Linked DNA regions of Homo sapiens: region 1 is linked to region 2. Evidence: chromatin loops called from intact Hi-C (ENCODE). Cell type or tissue: A673. All regions are shown on one strand. Links, peaks and the distances in the headings refer to the core of each region. The heading gives the core; the rest is flanking DNA. Region 1 overlaps GLMN (glomulin, FKBP associated protein). Region 2 has its middle 16 kb from the start of BRDT.

The links. Hi-C counts contacts between places; a loop is a spot of excess contacts. Peaks named below come from ENCODE experiments on the same cell type or tissue, not always from the same donor. Only the 100,000 strongest peaks of a DNase experiment are listed, where the experiment ranks them.
Region 1: it touches region 2 in a loop (9-fold over the local background); 24 of 110 quality-filtered maps call a loop at or near these places.

The regions. Positions count from the first base shown.
Region 1 is chr1:92,289,141-92,293,539 of GRCh38, reverse strand. It overlaps GLMN (glomulin, FKBP associated protein), which reads left to right. Exons shown (of 19, transcript NM_053274.3): 4 at 2,003-2,122; 5 at 3,234-3,342; 6 at 4,389-4,399. Among named protein-coding and RNA genes, the nearest start is that of GLMN, 7.6 kb to the left of the region's middle. In A673, for the core only: a CTCF peak has its summit at 1,956 (motif pointing right); a DNase peak (open chromatin) is centred at 1,979.
Region 2 is chr1:91,930,873-91,935,271 of GRCh38, reverse strand. No RefSeq gene overlaps it. Among named protein-coding and RNA genes, the nearest start is that of BRDT, 16 kb to the left of the region's middle. In A673, for the core only: CTCF peaks have their summits at 2,418 and 2,620; no DNase peak of the experiment used is centred there.

The DNA.
Region 1 (4,399 bases), core at 325-4,324, 360 kb before region 2:
GTTCTCATTAATGGTTGTAGTAATTTACATTCCTACCAACAATATCTAAAAAAAAAAATACAAAAAATTAGCCGGGAGTGGTGGCGGGCACCTGTAGCCCCAGCTACTTGGGAGGCTGAGACAGGAGAATGACGTGAACCCAGGAGGTGGAGCTTGCAGTGAGCTGAGATCGCGACAATACATGTCGCGACAATATATGAGGGTTTCCTTTTCTCCACATCCTTGCCAGCATTTGTTATTGACTGTCTTTTGTATATAAGCCATTTTAACTGGGGTGAGATGATATCCCATTGTAGTTTTGATTTGCATTTCTCTGATGATAATGATGCGTACCTTTTCATATGCTTGTTTGCCATTTGTATGCCTTTTGGGAAATGTCTATTCAAATCTTTTGCCAATTTTTTAATCGGATTATTAGATTTTTTCCTTTAGTGTTGTTTGAGCTTCTTTTCTATTCTGGTTATTAATCTCTTGTCAGATGGGTTAGATCTGCTTTTTCATTATTTATATATTTTTTTGAGATAGGGTCTGTCTCTGTCACCCAGGCTGGTTTGCAGTGGTGTGATCACAACTCACTGCTACCTCGCCTCCCAGGCTCAAGCCATCCTCCCACTCATCCTCCCAAGTAGCTGGGGCTACAAGCGTGTGCCACCAGACCCAGCTAATTTTTGTATTTTATACACAGGGTTTGGCCGTGTTGCCCAGGCTGGTCTTGAACTCCTGAGCTCAAGTGATCCACCCACCTCAGCCTCCCAAAGTGTTGGGATTACAGGCATGAGCCACCATGCTTAAAAAAAAAAAAAAAAAGAAAAGAAAAGACGGGGTGCGGTGGCTCACGCCTGTAATCCCAGCACTTTGGGAGGCTGAGGTGGGCGGATCACGAGGTCAGGAGATCGAGACCATCCTGGCTAACATGGTGAAACCCCATCTCTACTAAAAAAAAAAAAAAAAAAGGCAAAAAATTAGCCAGGCATGGTGGCGGGTGCCTGTAGCCCCAGCTACTTGGGGGGCTGAGACAGGAGAATGACATGAACCCAGGAAGCAGAGCTTGCAGTGAGCTGGGACAGCGCCACTGCACTCCAGCCTGGGCGACAGAGCGAGACTCAGTTTCAAAATAAATAAATAAATAAGAATGTATTTAACTTTAAAAAACAGAGACAGGGTCTCACTAGGTTGCCCAGGCTGGTCTCAAACTCCTGGGCTCAAGTGATCCTCCTGCCTCAGCCTCCTAAGGTGCTGGGATTAGAGACATGAGCCACTGCACCCAGCCAACCACCGTGCTTTTAAAGAAGGACTCTAGGAGGGTAGTGATCTTATCCAGTGTGTTCCTCACTTTATTTCTAACCTCTAGAATATTATAGTGTAGGCTTGGTAAATACTGATGAGTTAAAATACAAAGCAGGCCAGAGAAGTGGAATACATTGTTGATCCTTTGAGAATTAGTGGTTTTGATAATGAATGTGAATTAGTCATTATAAAGATAAACTTTTACTTGTATGGTAAGCATTCTGAAATATCTTTGAACATAGAAGCCACTTGTATGTAGGAGAGAAAATTAATGAAGTTGTATCCCTTCTTTTTTTTATAAATTACAAGGATTATATTTAGAGACTCCAAGAACTTTAAAAGGTACATGAGCATTGGCTGGATTTCTTTATGAATAAGGGGAGCAAAATTGTCTGTGGAAGTTAAGTACCTGTATTAAGCAAATTAACTCTTTTGTTGGAAATAGAGGCACTATTTAAATCTTGGGAAACACCAACTTGCCTGATAAAAAGTAAAGACCCTTTTGCCTTTCCTCAGGGAACATATTAAAAACTATTTAAAAATGTTGATGTCTGTTAGTAGCCAACCCTGGAAAGTCTCTGGTGAAATGTCATAGGCTTCACTTGTCTCATCTTCCTATTTCAGAAACAATTCTGAGCTCTTCCAAGATAGGAAAGCACACTGCGAGAGTCCTATAGATGGCAGTGTTTGCTTTACTCTGAAAATGTTTTTACAGGTCATCATCAAGAATATGGGCTGGAATCTCGTTGGTCCTGTTGTTCGATGCCTTTTGTGTAAAGATAAAGAGGATAGTAAAAGAAAAGTTTATTTTTTGATCTTTGATTTATTGGTAAAGGTAAGTTAACAAAACAAGGTTCTCTTTATCATAACACACAGCAGTATTTTATAATTCCCTTTAATGTTTATTGTTTGGTAAGAAAGCTTTTGGTTCATGAAAGTACATGCAGAAAGGAACTCGTTGGAGAAAAGACCCAGTCTTATTGATTGGATAGGCAATTCCATTTCAGGATTTCCCAAATTTTCTGGATAAAAGAATTGTCTAACCTCATATTAACCTCATATCGGACCCATTGATTCAGCATCTCCAGGGAGAGACCTGGGAAGCTATATCTTAACAAGTAGCCTTATCGTATAGATGTGGAATACAAGCTTTAGAGAGGTAGTTCAAGGTCACATTTATCTTTTGGCAACATTGGAACTAGATTAAAATCTCAGTCCTCTTTCCTTTGTGGTATGTTCCCTAAAAGAAAATGGAAGGCCTAGAATACAAGTGATTAAAATTGAAGTAGGAATAGGGTAGAATACAGATCAGTTGTGACTAACAACCTTAGAAAGCGACCCTGGGTAAAAGGCTAGTAGAGTTTACAGTCAATATTTGATGGCCAAGAAAGATAAATTCTGAGAAAAAGTATATTATAAGAAACTGTTTAGTGATCAGTGCAAATATACCCAAATATATATTGGAAGGAGAGCTCCATCTGTATGAGTTATTGACTATGGGAGCTGGGAGCTTTTAAAAAACCAGTCAAGTGAGATGATAAGATATGGCCAGTCAGAAAGCAATGCAAAGTTTTACCTGTTCAAAAAATACAAAAGAGATTCCAGACTAGTCTAAATAGGCTTGCAGCATGGGATTGAAAGGTCCCACCTGCTGGAGCCCCTGAGAATCTGTTAAGGCAATTTCAGAGTGGACAGGTGAAGCTCAAAGGAAACCTGAGCCTAAAGATCCATTGACTTCTTGCTTTTTAGTTTTATAGTTACTTGACCATCACAGATTCTGTGTTTTGCTCATGCATATTTTTTCAACAATTGTATAAATAATTTTAATGTTAAGCAAAAACATAATTGTATAATATTTTGTCGATACATGCCTTCTTAAAAATAGTAATAATGTGGCTTTAAATACAACTTGTATTAAACAGGTTCAATTGTGAATATTTTTATAGTTATGCAATCCAAAGGAATTATTGTTGGGTTTGCTTGAACTGATTGAAGAGCCCTCTGGAAAACAGATATCCCAAAGTATTCTTCTTTTGCTTCAGCCATTACAAACAGGTAATGAGAATTTTGATATCAGAGTACTTCTTGTTGTATCTCTAAATGCCTTGATGGTTACCTCAAAATGTCAATACTACACCAAAGTAAAGTTTACAGCTAATTAGTGAGTACTCTGCTTAAACCAATAATAGCAATGCCAATGTGAATACTGCTGCTCATAGAAAGATTATAGTATCTGGCCAGAGTGGGTACCCAGTAAATATTCTGTTGAATGTCATACTATTTTTCATGTGCTATATTGAAAACTATACCTTTTTGCCTAACCTTCCTATCTGCTGCTTAAATCTAGAATTTTCTCTCTAAACATGTTTCAAGGGTTACCTCTGTGGTGTCTGCAGTACTAAATCTGATAGCATTATGGTAGTCTGGAAGAGTATCAGGCAAGGCATTGCTCAGCCTCTGCTTTGGGAGGTTGGATTGGGCATAGCAAAGCTACTACTGAAGAATGAAACGAGGAGATATGGGATGATAAGGCTCCATGGCTGAGTGCAGTAACAGTATTGGTAGGTAATGGGTCTTAGCAACCAAGGCAGACAGTATCCATAGGAAGAGGTTATTTTTCATTTTAGGAAATTCGTTTATCTCACAATCTGATAGAGGGACCTAGAATCAGAAATTAAATTTGTTTTAAATATGAATGCCTGCCAGCTTCATACTACCTGTAATATTCAGTCTTCTAGGGAAAAAAAATCTAATAATACCACCTCCTATTTGTGTAGTGCTTTATAGTTTACAATACACTTATATTTTGTGCTTATAACAACCCAAAAACATGGAAAGAACATGTTTCTGTCTTAAGTACATAGCCTGTTACACATAGTCTGTTATAAACATAACCTAAACAGCATTTCATGGCAAGATGCTGTATTATTTTATGCACAACTAAGAAGAAAAAAACACTGCCAATTAGACTGTGATGTGTCATCTTGATTCAAGAGTTGTTAAAATGTGGGAGGAGGAAGTGTCTTATAATTCCACATTTGCCGAATTTCTTGTCCCATGTTTAGCATACTTGATGAGCGACAACTTGATCTCTGTTTTAGTGATTCAGAAA
Region 2 (4,399 bases), core at 282-4,281:
TAATTTTTGTTTATTTTTTACAGAAACAAGGTCTCACTATGTTGCCCAGGCTGATCTTGAACCCCTGGGGTCAAGCAATCCTCCCACCTCAGCCTCCCAAAGTGCTGGGATTACAGGCATGAGCCACTGTACCCATCCTCACTGGTGTTTTTATAAGAAGAGGAAATTTGGATACACAGTGACATCAGCAGTGCCAGTGCATAGAAAAAAATCATGTAAGAACCCACCAAGAAGGCAGCCATCTGCAAGACATGGAGAGAGGCCTCAGAAGAAACCAAACTTGCCAACACCTTAATCTTGGACTTCTTCACTCCAGAACTGTAACAAAATACATTTCTGTTACTTACAATAACTAGTCTGTGGTATTTTGTTATGATAGCCCTAGCAGACTTGTACAGAAGAGTACCTGTAAAAAGTCTATCCACTAAAGAAATCTAGAGACATCATGATGGCAGATGGGCAAACATTAGAAGCATTCTCCTTAAAACTGGGAATGAAGGTTGCACAACATAGTGAAACCCCATCTCTGAACAAAAAAAAAAATTAGCCAGGTGTGGTGGCACGCATCTGTAGTCCTAGCTCCTAAGGAGGCTAAGGTGGGAGGACTGATTCAGCTCAGGAGTTGAGGCTGCAGTGAGCTGTGATCATGCCACTACACTCCACCTTGGGTGACAGAGTTGAGACCCTGTTTCAAAAAAAAAAACAATTAAATTAAAAAAAAAAAGAAGCCTTGGCTGGGCACAGTGGCTCACGCCTGTAATCTCAGCACTTTGGAAGGCCAAGGTGGGCAGATCGCGAGGTTAAGAGATCAAGACCATTCTGGCCAACCAACATGGTGAAACCCCATCTCTACTAAAAATACAAAAATTAGCTGGGTGTGGTGGCGCATACCTGTAGTCCCAGCTACTTGGGGGGCTGAGGCAGGAGAATCGCTTGAACCCAGGAGGTGGAGGTTGCAGTGAGCCGAGATCACGCCACTGCACTCTAGCCCAGGTGACAGAACGAGACGCCATCTCAGAAAAAAAAAAAAAAAAAGAAGCCACCTTCTTTTTGAAATGTTGAAGGTTAGTAGTAGGCACTGTACTATAGACAACTATTGTCCAAGACAACTTTTTGCAAGGACAGACATGTTCTATATCTGCACTGTTCAGTATGGTAGACATTAGCCACGTGTAGCTAGCTGTTGAGCACTTGAAGATGGCTAGTGCTATCAGAAACTGAATTCTAAATTTTATTTAATCCCAACGAATTAAAATTTAAATAGCCACATGTGGCTACCATATTGGACAATACAGTTTTAAATTAAGGAGATAAAAAAAAGGAGATAGATGTCTTGAAAGTCTTTTCAAAGAGAAGCTTAAAACCTATATACAATACTTCCTTTACAAAATTTATTATAGATAAGAACTCTCAAAGCTAGTTCTCTGCAACTCCTACTCATTAACACTTTAAGCATTTGAACTTTATAGATAACACTCAGAGACAAAAAATAAATGTAACTTTATTCAGAGAGACCTCTTCTGTTCACTTTGGGAGTATTATAAGTAGATAAATGTACTTCACTAACAATAATCCCTTCAGTTTATCTACACACCATTAAGAGACCGAATATGTAAGGTACAGCATGGAAGAAGCTATTTGTAACACACATAATAACAAAGGTTTTGTTTTCAGAATATGTGGAGAACTACTGTAATCAATAAGATAATGGCAGACAGCCCAGTAGAAAAATGGGGTGCTTGACAAAGATGTCCATGTGGCCAATAAACATACAAAAAGGTACTCCATATCATGAATCATCAGAGAAATGCAAATTAAAGTTACAGCACGAGCCTGACATGGTGGCTCACACCTGTAGTTCCAGCACTTTGGGGTGCCGAGGTGGGAGGATCGCTTGAGGCCAGGAGTTCAAGACTAGCCTGGCCTAACAAAGTGCGACCCCCCATCTCTATTATTTAGAAAGAAAAAAAAATTTTTTAAAGGAAAAAAAATCATAGTGAGATTGCATTACACACCTACCAGAATGGCCGAAATGTAAGACGCTGATATCAAATATTTGTTTTTGTTTTTGAGACATGGTCTTCCTCTGTTGCCCAGGCTGGAGTGCAGTGATGCAATCACGGCTCGCTGCAGCCCCAACCTCTCCGGCCTGAGCGATCCTCCCACCTCAGCCTCCTGAGTAGCTGGACTACAGGTACATGCCACCATGCCTGGCTTCACTGTTTTAAATAGTATCAGAGAATGTTAAGTGCTTAGGAAAGACACATAAAATATGTCAAGGGAAAACTATAAAATGTTAAGAGACATTAAAGAATACCCAAATGGCCAGGCGCGGTGACTCACGCCTGTAATCCCAGCCCTTTGGGAGGCCAAGGCGGGCAGATCACGAGGTCAGGAGACCGAGACCATCCTGGCTAACACCGTGAAACCCCGTCTCTACTAAAAATACAAAAAAAAAAAAATTAGCCGGGAGTGGTGGCGGGCGCCTGTAGTCCCAGCTACTCGGGAGGCTGAGGCAGGAGAATGGCGTGAAACCGTGAGGCGGAGCTTGCAGTGAGCCGAGATTGCGCCGCTGCACTCCAGCCTGGGGGACAGAGCGAGACTCCATTTCAAAAAAAAAAAAAAAAAAAAAAAAGACCCAAATGTAGAGACACCATGTGGCCATGTGAAGGAAAATTCTGTATCTTAATGATGTAAGTTCCTTCCATACTGGTCTGTAGATTCAATGCAATTCAGACAACACTCAACAAGGTTTTTATAGAACTTGACAAGATTATTAAAAAATGGATAAGGAAGAGTAAAGGTCTAAGAATAGCCAAGAATCTTCTGAAAAAGAAAAGCAAGAAGGGAAATTGTCTTCTCTTATATTAGGATTCATTATGAAGCTATTTTATTATAGATAGGAACTCTTAAAGCTAGTTCTCTACAACTCCTACTCACTAACACTTTAAGCATTTTTATTTTGTAGATAACATTCAAAAACAAAAAAAAAATTAAGTTTATTTAGAGAGACCTCTTCTGTTCACTTGGGAGTGAATTTAGCTACTGTGATACAAATTAACCAACATAATAGAGAAACCCATTTATGTTTGGACTTTGGTATATATTGGAATGCCATGTCAGGTAAGTGGAAAAAGGGGAGATTGGTCATTTAATACAGCTGAGAAAAATGGTTATCCATTTGGAAAAAAGATAAATTGAATTTCTACTCACACCATAAAATTAAAAAAAAAATCAACTCCAGATGGATTAAAAACTTAAATGTCAAAAACAATAATTTAAGAAAACTTTTAATAGAAAACATAGGTGACTTGGTTGGGAAAAAGTGTCTTAAGACAGTAAAAATGTTATGTATAAAAAGAAGATGTAGATAAATTTGACTGCTAAAATCAAGGCCGGGCATGTTGGCTCCCACCTGTAATCCTAGTAGTTTGGGAGGCTGAGGTGGGAGGATTGCTTGAGGCCAAGAATTCAAGGCTAGCCTGGGCAACATAGTGAGAACCCCCATCTCTCCAAAAAAAATTTTTTTTTTGAGATGGAGTTTTGCTCTCATTGCCCAGGCTGGAGTACAATGGCAAAATCTTGGCTCACTGTAACCTCCACCTCCTGGGTTCAAGTGATTCTCCTGCCTCAGCCTCCTGAGTAGCTGAAATTACAGCCACCCACCACCACACCCAGCTAATTTTTTTTGTATTTTTAGTACTTTTTTTTGTATTTTTGTATTTTTGTATTTTTAGTATTTTTAGTAAAGATGGTGTTTCACCATGTTGGCTAGGCTGGTCTTGAGCTCCTGACCTCAGATGATCCCACCCACCTCGGCCTCCCAAAGTGCTGGGATTACAGACATGAGTGCCCAGCTAAAACATTTTTTTTTTAAAACCTGGATGTAGTGGCACACGCCTGTAGTCCCAGCTACTTGGGAGGCTGAGGCATGAGGACTGCTTGAACCCTGGAGTTCAAGGTTGTAGTGAGCTGTTACTGAGCCAGCCTGGGTGACAGACAGAATGAGAATCTGTTTCAAAAAACAAAACAAGGCCTGGCACCGTGGCTCACACCTATAGGCTGAGGCAGGTGGATCACCTGAGGTCAGGAGTTCGAGACTGGCCTGGCCAACATGGTGAAACCCCTGTCTCTACTAATAATACAAAAAAATTAGCTGGGCGTGGTGGCGCATGCCTGTAATCTCAGCTACTTGGGAGGCTGAGGCAGGAGAATCGCTTGAACCTGGGAGGCGGAGGTTGCAGTGAGCTAAGATTGTGCCACTGCACTCCAGCCTGGGCAACAAGAGTGAAACTCCGTCTCAAAAAACAAACAAACAAATAAAACAAAACAAAATAACAAAACAAAATTAAGAATTTCTGTTTGTCAATAGACATCTTTCTAAATGCAATGTATTATC